Linked DNA regions of Homo sapiens: region 1 is linked to region 2. A link is a contact called in ENCODE Hi-C or POLR2A ChIA-PET data. All regions are on one chromosome and are shown on one strand. The core of a region is the stretch at or near the end of the contact, and the rest is flanking DNA. Distances in the headings are between cores, read along the strand shown.

Region 1 (6,060 bases), core at 1,656-4,155, 220 kb after region 2:
CTGCACTCCAGCCTGGGTGACAGAGCGAAATTCAGTCTCAAAAAAAAAAAAAAGTGCAATATACATGCAATGGAATATTACTCAGCCTTAAAAAGAAAGTCTACATTCAACAACACAGATGAACCTTAAGAACATCACAATAAGTGAAGTAAGTCAGCCACAAAAGGATAAATACAGTATGATTTCACTTATGTGGTTCCCAGAATAAGCAAACTCATACAGACAGTAGAATAGTGGTTACCAGGGAGGAGTGGAAGCAAGCAATAGGGAACTATTGTTTTGAAGGGTATGGATTTTCTGTTCAGGATGATCTGGAAATAGTGGCGATGGTTAAACAACATTGTGAATGTACTTAATGTTATTTAATTGCACACTTAAAAATTGTTAAAATGGCAAATTTTATGTTATGTATATTTTACCACAATAAACAAACAGAAACCCTGGATGTCATCCTTGATTCCTAACTCGAGTCAAATCCAATCCATCACCAAGTCTTAGTGATTCTGCGACAATGTCTTATACCGTATTTGCCTCTTTTCTTTATTCTCAGCTTCCTCACCAGAGGCCAAGCCACTATCATCTCAACTCAGCCATCACAACAGTCCATTCCACACACGACAGCAACACAGCCTCCAAAGCTCTGCTTATTGTGCTTCCTGCCCTACCTCTCTGATCTGACCATATCATACGGTAGTGTCCCCTCTACCATAAGCTGGTCTCTTTCAGGTCCTCAAACTAAGCCAAGTTCTTTCAGGCTTCAAGGTTTTTCACATCTCACATACTGTTTCCTCTTCCTGGTCTACTTTTCCTCAGTGTCTGGATCCCTGCCATCTATCAGTCTTACATGTCACCCCTTTAGGTCTTCCCTGACCACCCTATCAAAAGTGGGTTTCTGGCCAGGTACGGTGGCTCATACCTGTAATCCCAGCACTTTGGGAGGCCGAGGCAGGTGGATCAGTTGGGGTCAGGAGTTCGAGACCAGCCTGGCCAACATGGTGAAACCCCGTCTCTACTAAAAATACTAAAATTAGCTGGGTGTGGTAATCCCAGCTACTCGGGAGGCTGAGGAAGGAGAATCACTTGAACCCAGGAGGCGGAGATTGCAGTGAGCCAAGATCGCACCACTGCACTCCAGCCTGTGTGATAGAGTGAGACTCTGTCTCAAAAAAAAAAAAAAAAAAAAAAAAAAAGTGGGTCTCCTTCCTCACTGTTATTCTCCTTAACAGCAAACAATCTGCCTCCATCAGTGTGCACTTACCACATTTGGCATGTGTTTACTCATTTGTCATCTGCCTCCCATGATTACCAGCATCGGGATGGCAGGGACATTGTGTCATTTAACACTATTTACCCAAGTGCCAGGCATAAGGCTGGCACACAGTAGGCATTTTAAAATGCTTGTTGGCCAGACACGATGGCTCACACCTATAATCCCAGCACTTTGGGAGGCCAAAGCGGAAGGACTGCTTGAGGCTAGGAGTTCAAGATCAGCCTTGGTAACATAGCGAGGCCTCGTCTCTATAAAATTAAGAAAAAAAAGTTTGTTGAATAAATAAATAGTGTTCAGTCCTTTAAAAACATTCCACTGTGATTTTGGTTGGGGTTGCAGGCTAAGGGGAGGTTATGAAGCATCTTCAAAGCTAGGAAAAACATAAGTTAAAAAAAAAGAAAAGAAAAAGAAAAAGAACAGTGAATTCCTGGCAGACAGTGAGCAAAGCAGTAACATGAAGTAAATGGTGACAGGGTTGGATTGGGGGAAGATCCTGTAATTTGGAAGGCTATGATTTCTCCCCCTTAACTAGTCAGAAAACAAACAATGGCAAGTGAAGTAAATTGACGCTGAAAGTCAACATTTGCTATTATAAAATAAGAACTTCTTGAAGACAACCGTGAATCCATCCTGCTCTTTCAGTAGCATTTCTCTTCTTTCCTCTCTTACCTTGGTGTCTTGGGGTTGGAGTATAAATACTTGCAACCTCTTCGGAGTCGTTAATCTCTAGACGCTCATCATATGTCTGGTTTTCAACAACCTTGGTCTAAGCAAAGGGAGACATAATTCATAGCTCCTATCATGAGACATAAAGCACTCTGCCAGGAGGTATATTCCAAACCAGCATTGGCTCCTCTTCCTTACTCAAGAAACCAGTTTTTCACAAAACCATCACCCCATCCAAACTTTCCTTCAGGCTTCCTGGCCCTCGGTCAAGCAGTTAAGTCATTCTGTTGCAGCCCTTATTTAGGAACTGCTGGCAGGCTGGCTGAGGAACCAGGGAATCGTGGAGGGAAAGAGAGCCAACTTCTGCAGCTTCCCAAAGCTGTACGACCACGCGCAAGGGCAGAACACTATTTGTATGTAGATGGCCAAGGCTGTTGAGGTTTCTCAGGGAAGGCTGTAGAGGTTCTAGAAAGAGTTCTGTCTCTGGAGTCACCTCTGGGGTGGGGTGGGGTGGGGTGGGGTGGGGTGGGGTGGGGTGGGCTGAGGCGGGGTAGGGTGGGAGGGTCCCCGAAGAGAGGGGAAACTCCAGTCTCTCAGTCCCATCCGATAATCCCAAAATCATCACCTCCACTTTCACCCTTATCTTGCAGATAGGATCCCACCTAAGTTTCTTGGGGGAATAAAGGAAGCAGGACGGTTGGTGGTGAGGTGACGAAGGAACAGTTACCACGGAGATTGGAAGAGGTAACCGGGAATGGGGTAAAGGGGAGTCCTCTTAAGCCTCTCTAGAAAGACAGTTCCCTTTTTGCTGGGATGAGTACTAATTACCTGTAGCCCTTCTGAATCCGTCTCCTCTATAATGGAAAGAACCCCAGCCTAGGGCTGGGGTCTCACTCCAGTCTCAAAGCCAGGCCACTTTAGGATTCCACGCCAAGCAACCAGCCTGTTGTCAGTCGCTAGGCAAAAAGATAAATTTTAAAATTCGCGAGAGTTGCTTCCACTCTCGTGAGACCTCCTGCGCGTTAAGCCTCACCCGCGAAGGCTCTCCACGCAGGAAGAAGATCAAGGAGTCACGGATAAAGCCTCTCTGGGCGGCCAAGTCGCCTGTTTGTCTATGGTTTCAGTAAATACGTCTGTTGCGGCATCTAGCGGCTATGGGTGGCAACGCGGCTGATAAATTTCGGGCTGGTGTAGAGTTAGCCCTTCAATCTGGAAACAAGGTGTGCGTTTGTTCCCCTAGGACAACAATCTCTGGGGATGCAGTTGCTCCCAGATCAGTCTTACCAGGATGTAGACACATTCCAGGGGAAATTTCGCAGCACTCTGTAAGTCCTTTTCTAGCACTATATTACACTATAGTCTTTCCCCTCCACAGGGTGCCATGGAATGGAACATACTTATAGCAATAAATTATTCCTTGGGTATCTGAGGTTCAAATTTAACTCTGTGGGCCGGGCGCGGTGGCTCACGCCTGTAATCCCAGCACTTTGGGAGGCCAAGGCGGGCGGATCACGAGGTCAGGAGATCGAGACCATCCTGGCTAACACGGTGAAACCCCGTCTCTACTAAAAAATTCAAAAAATTAGCCGGGCGTGGTGGCGGACGCCTGTAGTCCCAGCTACTCGAGAGGCTGAGGCAGGAGAATGGCATGAACCCAGGAGGCGGAGCTTGCAGGGAGCCGAGATCGCACCACTGCACTCCAGCCTGGGCAACAAAGCGAGACTCCGTCTCAAAAAAAATTTTTTTTCACTCTGTGTCCTGTCTTTCTTATTTGCTAAAGTAGACTTTTAACTTATTTAAAGCAAGACCTGTGTCTAATTAATTTTTAAGCTTTGTAACACCAGTGTATTGCAGAAATTAGACACTAACAATGCTCATTGGGTGGATGAATCGAGGAATGAGTGAATGGAGATGTAAGGAACAAATATTTTCAAACTGTGGACATAATTAATTTGGGAAGTCAGGGAGAGAGAAACATAAAATATTGGAGGCCAGGTGCGGTGGCTCACACCTGTAATCCCAGCACTTCAGGAGGTAGAGGTGGGACGATTGCTTGAGTTCAGGAGTTTGAGACCAGCTAGAGCAACATAGCAAGAACCGCCCCCCTCCACTCTATTAAAAATAAAAAAAAAATTTTTTTTAATTAGCCAGGTGTGGTGGCACGCACCTATAGTGCTAGCCACTCGGGAGGCTGAGGCGGGGGGATTGCTTGAGCCAGGGAGGCAGAGGTTGCAGTGAACCGAGATTGGGCCACTGCATTCACTCCAGCCTGGGCAACAGATCAAGACCCCATCTCAAATATAAATAATGAATAATAACAATAATAATTTTTTGGTCGGGCACGGTGGCTCACGCCTGTAATCCCAGCACTTTGGGAGGCCAAGGTGGGTGGATCACAAGGTCAGGAGTTCAAGACCAGCCTGACCAACATGGTGAAACCCCCGTCTCTACTAAAAATACAAAAATTAGCTAGGCATGGTGGCGCGCGCCTGTAATCCCAGCCACTCAGGAGGCTGCGGCAGGAGAATTGCTTGAACCCGGGAGGTGGAGGTTGTGGTGAGCCGAGATCGCACCACTGCACTCCAGCCTGGGCGACAGGGCGAGACTCCGTCTCAAAATAATAATAATAGCAATACATTTTAAAAAGAAAATAATATTGGAAATTTGACCCTGAAAACCTACCAGAGGTAAACAAGGAAAGTGCCTTTAAAAAATGAGAGACAGCTTTTCTGGCATACTGATAGTTAAAAATAGAACTGCATTTAAAAAAAAATTTGTGATCTGTTTTGCTCGTAATAGTGGATATGTAATGTGCAGTACTTACTATGTAGGAGCACTTAGTTTTTTTGTGGGGAGCACTTAGATTATATCATCTAATTTACTTCACAACCTTATGAGATAGATGTTACTGCCAATCTACAGATTAAGTAATTGAGGCTTAGACAGTTAAAGTAACTTGCCTAAAGTCACTCATAATAAGCGCTGAAAATAGCAGCCAAACACAGGTCAGTCTGATTCCTAAGTCTCTGCTTTTAACCATTATAAGATACTGCCACTATGGGACTCCTCAAGAAGCATGCTTACAGGGTTGCTTTTTCTTCTGTGGTTTAATTCAGCTACCGTTATATTTCCGAAGAAGCAGCATCAACTGGTCTTTGCTGAGCTTCTGAGATCCAAGTTGGAAGCCCTGGAAGGTGCTACAATAAGGCAATAGTTTCTAACAGGATTTTTACTTTTCTAAAAAAATAAGAATTTGTTCCATGTTTCTTAAAATATGTCTGCTTTTTGTAACAAAAATTAAAATTGGGCCAGGTGAAGTGGCTCACGCCTGTAATCCTAGGACTTTGGGAGGCCGAGGCAGGTGGATCACCAGAGGTCAAGAGTTCAAGACCAGCCTGTCCCAACATGGTGAAACCCCCATCTCTACTAAAAATACAAAAATTAGCCAGGTGTGGTGGTGCATGCCTGTAATCCTAGCTACTCAGGAGGCTGAGACAGGAGAATCGCTTGAACCCGGGAGGCGGAGGTTGCAGTGAGTTAAGATGGCACCACTGCATTCTAGCCTGGGCGACAGAGTGAGACTGTCTCAAAATAAATAAATAAATAATAAATAAATAAATAAAAAGTTACCCCATAAATGTGTACAGTTGTTATCTTTTTTAGGACATTTCATCATCCCCTAAAGAAAGTTTGTACCCATTGTCACTTTTTTTTTCTTTTTTTGAGACAGGGTCTCACTCTGTCGCCCAGGCTGGAATACAGTGACGAGACCTCAGCTCACTGCTATCTCTGCCTCGGGGTTCAAGCGATTCTCCCACCGAGTAGCTGGGACTATAGGCATGGGCCACCACGCCCAGCTAATTTTTGTATTTTTAGTAGAGATGGGGTTTCACCATGTTGCTCAGGCTGGTCTGGAATTCCTGACCTCAAGTGATCCGCCCACCTCGGCCTCCCAAAATGCTGGGATTACAGGCGTAAGCCACCGCACCTGGCCAGTGGGTACAAGTATTATGTGTCAATTAGAAAATTTAAAAATAGGCCGGGAGCTGTGGCTCACGCCTGTAATCCCAGCACTCTGGGAGGCTGAGGCAGGCAGATCACTTGAGGTTAGGAGTTCAAGACCA
Region 2 (6,497 bases), core at 2,189-4,688:
AGGGGGAGCACGGACCACTGAAGCACCTGGAAGATGTGGAAAGACAGAAGAACATTCCTCGATTGGAAATGTCTGCATTTTTTCTTCAAGGAAACATCTAATTCCACTTCCCAGCCATCTACAACACTCCCACTTCAGCTTCTTATCCTCATCCTTCCTCATTGCCCCTGCTCCATTGACAACCAAGAAAGCGGGGCTCTCAACACTGAAGCCTTTCCCAGGGCCAGGGATGGCTGTGGGTGGAGACCAGCTGGTTTACCAGCCCCTGAATTATCAGCCAAGTGGTCCAGAACGGGACCAGGGCAAATCCCATGTACAGTTTTCCACCCTTGGTTAGAAGGAGGAGAACAGGAAAAAAATTTTATTGAATCCATCCCTAGAGCTCCTCACAAGTCAAGTCTTGTGGGAGACTTTTAGGGCTGGAGGTGAGTGCAGCAACATTCCAGATGCAGTGAGTTCCTCTGACAGCCTGAGCACATCTCCACAGGCCACAGAGGCACTACAGTCTATGCCTCCAAACACAGGGAAAAGTGGAGGCTACATTCATTCATCCTGGGCTTCACACTAAGTCCCAAATTTGGATACAAGAGCATCTTCTAGAAAACCCTGAAACAGCTGTTGCTCACACTTCTGAAGCAGGTTGGAAGTATATGCATGTATCCTCAGGGAGACACATGCACATCAAATGCTTCACGTCCTACAGTCGCGTCCTCTTCAGGGATCTGTCTCCAGTGGAAATCCTGAGTGCCCTAGTGCAGCCAACTATTAGGTGACCATTGGACCCAGTTTGCTTAGTGTTGAAGGGGTTCCTCGGACATGGGACTTTCCATTTTAAAACTGAAATTGGCAAACTGAGATGAGTTAAAATCCTACCATGTAACAACCCCTCAAATCTTCCCTCCGTCCTGCTCAACCTAAAGTTAACTTCTCTTAAAGCATTCACATAAGTGCTAGGACATGCCTCCAGGGATGACATAATCATGGCCAAACAAACAAGAGTCCTGATTCCAGAGGCCATCAGGCCTAAAAGGAGTAGTGCAGGAAGCTGTGCTCCCATGGCCAGTCCCAGATTCAGGTACATACGTACTGAGCTATTTTCTGCAGATCTCTGGCCTAAGGCCTTCTGAGAGACATTCTAGGCCCACATGCACCCATGGCTGGAGTCAGTCAAAGCCAAGAGCCTGTTTCCCAGACTCTATGCTACATCCTGCCCCTGCCCTCCTGACACCCCTGGGGTGCCTGGTGAACTGAAGCTAGCACCGAGAAGCACTTTTTTTTTTTTTTGAGATAAGGTCTCACAGGTTGCCTAGGTTGGAGGGCAGTGGCATGATCACAGCTCACTGAAGCCTTGAAATCCCGGGCTCAAGTGACCCTCCTGCCTCAGCCTCTCAAATAGCTGGGACTACAGTTGTGCACCACCATGCCTGGCTAATTCTTTTGTTTTTTGTAAAGATAGAGTCTCATCATGTTGCTCAGACTGGTCTCAAACTCCTGGCCTCAAAGGATCCTCCCACTTCGGCCTCCCAAAGCTCTGGGATTACTGGTGTGAGCCACCGTGCCTGGCAAGAAACACTTTCAAGTGGGCCTCACTCCCATCAGTAATGTCCCTCTCAGGTCCCTTCCCCCACCCACCTGGAGTAGCCTTACCTTGCGAGAGAAGGGTAGCCAGTACCAGGCCAGAGAGAAACGTGCTATGTTCCATCTCCCAGCGGAACTCATCCAGTAGATAAAGCCAGGTCACCGAACTATCAGCCTGGGTGAGAGCTGCCCTCCCCTAGCTGACTCACAGGTACCGGAAAGAGGAGAGTGGGGGAGGAACTAGAAGATGTCTGCTTCTCTGCTTTCTGCCGTTGATGGTGGGAAATTTTCAGAGTGGGGGTGGGCTAGGGGTAGGGTAGGAAGGAAGCGGTGTAAATTGCTCTATCTCTGAGCAGGGAGCTGGCAGAGAATATGGAAAAGGTGGCCTGAACTTTAGCGTCCCTATTGACAATGCAACCACATTTACACACAACCTAAACACTGCCACATCTCGAAGCCCCTTGAGAGAAGCCGTCGGCCCCATAGCGCAAGCCGTAGCAGCTAGATTTCTCATGGAGGCTGATCTTTCTCAGGACCCTTCACTAGGCAGCCAGGGACACCAGATCTAGCAGCTTCTTGTCAGTGGGAGGTTGGGCTTTAGAGACCCCAGCCAGAGATTTGAATCCTGGGTCCAATACTGCCTACCTGTGGGGCCTGGGCCAGCCATAAAATTTTTCAGAGTCTTATTCCATTAGTACCATTATTAGGATTCAAACAAGATATTTGCATGGTGCCTCACGCATCATATGTGCTCATTAAGGGGTAGTTATTAATAATAATATAATTGACTGACAGGCAATATTGAGCCTCCCGGTGAGACAAATGGACCTTTTTCCCCTGTGGCCTACGAGGATCTGAAACTCTTCACGCTGCTGCAGTTAGACTGTCACTTACCTGGGGACAGAGTCATGCCTGTCTTGCTCACTGCTGTATCTTGTGCCTGGCACATAACGGGAGCTCTGCACATTTTTGTTGGCTCACTGACTGACTGGCTGAGGGAGATAGGGGCCTGAGATCCTGGACATTCAGTCCGGGCTCTGGCCCCTGAAAATGTGCTGGCCTGTCCTCGGAATTGTTCCACCTATTGCCTTCCAGGCGCCTCTTTCATGATCTCAAAAGAATAGTGAAACCAGGTGCCGTGTCTCACGCCTGTAATCCCAACACTTTGGGAGGCTGAGGCAGGTGGATCACAAGGTCAGGAGTTCGAGACCAGCCTGACCAACAAGGTGAAACCCCGTCTCTACTAAAAATACAAAAATTAGCCGGGCTTGCTGGCACGCACCTGTAATCTCAGCTACTCAGGAGGCTGAGGCAGGAGAATCGCTTGAACCCCGGAGGTGGAGGTTGCAGTGAGCTGAGATAGCGCCACTGCACTCCAGCCTGGGCAACAAAGTGAGACTCTGTCTCAAAAAAGAAAAAGAAAAAAAAAGTGAAAAAAATTCCTGAATGAAGGCCTGGACTGAGGTGGCTTTCCATTTGGAGGTCCAGCCCCAAGCATCTGAGAGTCCCTCCTAAATTCATTACCTACAGCAACAACAACTAGCAACAAGTAACAACTGGCTACGATCCTAACAACTAATGACAGGGACATTTATCTCCCTCATGAAGAAACGGTCCCAGGACCATCTCCCACCCAGCATCCATTGCGGTTCCCTGTGCAAGATGAGTCTCTGAGTGGGAATCCAGCACTCTCTCCCTCTTCTTCCCCACCACCTTCACCCTCCTTAACGGAAAAACAAAAGGCATCTGCACCTGCAGCCCTGCTGAGGCCCCTGCTGCTCACACTTGCAGCAGAGGGTGGAGGCTCTGGGTTCTTGCCTTCTCTCAAAGGCCCCAGCCCCAACAGTGATGGGTGGAGCCAGTCTAGCTGCTGCACAGGCTGGCTGGCTGGCTGGCTGCTAAGGGCTGCTCCACGCTTTTGCCGGAGGACAGAGACTGACATGGAACAGGGGAAGGGCCTGGCTGTCCTCATCCTGGCTATCATTCTTCTTCAAGGTAAGGGCCTACTAGGGGTCTGGAAGCCTGGGGAAGGGCTCAAGGGAAGAGCCCATCACTAGTGAGACAGGAATATTGGTATCCCTAACCTTCAGCCTACCTCTGCTGTCACCTTAGAGTTCAAAGAAGGGCAAAATGGAGGCTCTTAACTGTTCTCTGCTAGAGAGAAACAGTGTCCCATGGAGGAGAAGGAATCCTTGTCTCTGAAAAATGCAAACAGAGTACTTAAATGGCTGAAGAGAGGACCCTGTTACCGCCATCTTAGATTTGAATGCAGCCCAAAAGGGCATAGGCCAAGAAACTAAAAGGAAAAAGTATATGTTCCCTACTTCAGAGCTGGGGGCTAGCAGTCGACCTAGGAAATGTCCATTCACTCAGTTGGGCAGTTGGCCAATTGGTCAACAAAGATGGGTGAGACCCTAATATGTGATATGCCATGAGGAAATAAAAATGAATAAAACACTTATGCTCTACAGAACTCATAGTCTCATTGGAGAGATTAGTTTTCATGGTGCCAGACTGAGTGTACAGTATAGTATGGGTGCCTGCATGAATACTCCATTGGACTATCCAATAGGAAGTGGATGAACTGGGTTGATGCCTGGAGTCTGGACATCCTGGGAAAGTTAAAACCATGGAATTTGCTGAAGTCACACAAGTACTATGTGAGGAAGAGGGAGCTGAAGATGGAACAGTGAGGGCACCAATTTTAAGGGGCAGTTAGAGAAAAAAAAACATTCCAGGAAAGAGATAAAAGGAGAATCAAAGAGCTGAAATAATCAAATGTATGCACTACCTTGGAAACCAAGAGAGTAGAGAGCTTCTAGAAGAAGAGAATTACCAAGAGTATAAAATGTTAAAGAGAGCCCACTAATATAAGAATATATTTAAAAGTTTAAGTCTGCGGGATGTGGCAGAATATGCATCATGGGTGATTTAGCACAGTTTCAGCAGGGTATTGTGAGTGGAAGCCAAGTGAAAATTGGTAGAAGGTGAAGGTCAGGTGATGAGGTCAGCAAGTGTAGACTATTCTTTAAAGACATTTGGATGAGGAGGGAGAAAAGACTGGGTGGTAGGTAGAGGAGGAAGTAGAGTCTAAGAATAAATGTTTTTGAGGGTGAGAGAAACTTGAGCACATTTCTAGGCTAAAGGAGAAGATGATGAGTAGAGCAAGGTCCTGGAGTTGATGGTGGAAGGACAGAGTCAAGAGTGGGGTCAAGAGCACAGAGAGGAAGGCAACGTTACCCTCTAAGACCAGGAGAAAGGAAGTGCAAACGGCACTGGCCACAAATAGGTTTATAAAGGGAAAGGAAGCTAAAGGAGAAAGGACAATAACAACTTCCGTGTTCTAAAAAATCCAGGTGGGAGGCAATGCCACCTGCTGAAACTGAGCTGGGTGATGACCGGTTGGGAGACTTGAAGAGGACAGTGAGAGTTTAGAATAGAATTATTTCTGAGAGAAATGCAAGGAAAAGTCAGGTAAAGACAACACAGGTTGAGGAGCAACTCTCAAGCCTGGGTGAGGTGGCTGCATATCATGGAAAGAGCATTTGAGTTCAGCAGTAGAAAACCTGAGCTCTGGATCCAGCTTGGACACCAATGAGCTATGTGTACTTGAACAACTCCTCCACTGTCTGGGAGTTCTCATGCCAGCCAATCCAGAAATGTGGCAGGGACGGGCATGGTGGCTCATGCCTGTAATCCCAGCACTTTGGGAGGTCGAGGCAGGTGGATCACCTGAGGTCAGGAGTTCGAGACCATCCTGGTCAACATGGTGAAACTCTATCTCTACTAAAAATATTTTAAAAATTAGTGGGGTGTGGTGGTGGGTGCCTGTAATCCCAGCTACTCAGGAGGCTGAGGCAGGAGAATTGCTTGAACCCAGGAGATGGAGGTTGCAGTGAGCCAACACGGTGCCACTGCACTCCAGCCTGGGCGACAGAGTGAGACTCCGTCTCAAAAAACAAAACAAAAAAAAAAGAAATGTGGCTATATGAACTCTTAAGTCCTAAAAGGAAACCTCACTCAGATATGCAACATTAAAAGATGTCAATCAGCCAGGCACAGTGGCTCATGGCTATAATCCCAACACTTTGGGAGGCTAGGGAGGGAGGATCATTTGAGCCCAGGAGTTCAAGACCAACCTGGGCAAAATAGGGATACCCTGTGTCTACAAAAACTACGAAAATTAGCCAGGCATGTTGGCATGCACTTATGCCAGCTACTTGGGAGGCTGAAGTGGGAGGATTGCTTGAGCCCAGGAGCTTGAGGCTGCAGTGAGCCATGATCACACCACTGCACTTCAGCCTGAGTGACAGAGCAAGAAAAAAAAAAAAAGATGTCTCAAAAAAAAAAAAAAAAACTATGTCAATGATCAGTGCAATCTCCTTCCCTGAATCCAATTTAGAATGAGGGGTCTCTGTCTTCTCTCGGTCTTCTGACCAGGTGGTCAGGAGAAAAACTAGTTAGAAACCTCTTTAACTGTTTGTCTTGCCTTTTCTCCCATTTGCTCATTTATTCATTTGCACATTCATTCAACAAATAAAGTTCCTACCATGTTCCAGACACTGCACTGGATACTGTTCAAAAATAATCCCGCCCTGCATGAGGTTCTAAGACAGTTCACTTCTTGTATTTCCATTATACTTTGACTCATGACCGCCTCTCCCTATCACACACACTCCACCTCTAGCCACACTACCTCTCTTGTCCTTTTCCAAAGCTGCATCTTATTCAGCTATTCTTTCTACTCAGAATGACTTTCTCTATCTGGTATATTCTTGCTTACTCTTCAAGGCCCAGACAAATGTCGTTTCCTCTATTAAGCTTTCCCTGATCCTCACCCTTGGACAAAATTAATAGCTTCTACCCTTTTTTCATATGCAGTCATATAAGCACTAAAAGATAATGTATACATTCTATTA

What was found. Hi-C counts contacts between places; a loop is a spot of excess contacts on that map. ChIA-PET counts read pairs that join two places held with the same protein, here RNA polymerase II (POLR2A). Pooled maps may share reads with other maps.
Region 1: a pooled map shows a loop between it and region 2 (2.9-fold over the local background). The contact joins the promoter of IFT46 here to the promoter of CD3G in region 2. A Hi-C loop is called at or near these places in 3 of 168 maps with a recorded cell type or tissue (B cell and naive thymus-derived CD4-positive, alpha-beta T cell), 16 of 37 single-sample maps with no recorded cell type and 13 of 50 pooled maps. POLR2A ChIA-PET finds 5 or more read pairs at or near these places in 8 of 52 experiments (A549, CD4-positive, alpha-beta memory T cell, T-cell and 4 more).

The regions. Positions count from the first base shown.
Region 1 is chr11:118,563,026-118,569,085 of GRCh38, forward strand. IFT46 (intraflagellar transport 46) reads right to left here and starts at 2,906. Exons shown (of 12, transcript NM_001168618.2): 1 at 2,765-2,906; 2 at 1,940-2,036. It overlaps LOC124902764 (a long non-coding RNA gene), which reads left to right and starts at 2,036. Exons shown (of 4, transcript XR_007062907.1): 1 at 2,036-2,349; 2 at 2,587-2,680; 3 at 3,177-3,261; 4 at 5,053-5,574. RefSeq lists an enhancer at 2,949-3,178.
Region 2 is chr11:118,340,906-118,347,402 of GRCh38, forward strand. It overlaps CD3G (CD3 gamma subunit of T-cell receptor complex), which reads left to right and starts at 3,439. Exons shown (of 7, transcript NM_000073.3): 1 at 3,439-3,573. The coding sequence starts at 3,519. It overlaps CD3D (CD3 delta subunit of T-cell receptor complex), which reads right to left and starts at 1,800. Exons shown (of 5, transcript NM_000732.6): 1 at 1,648-1,800. The coding sequence starts at 1,702.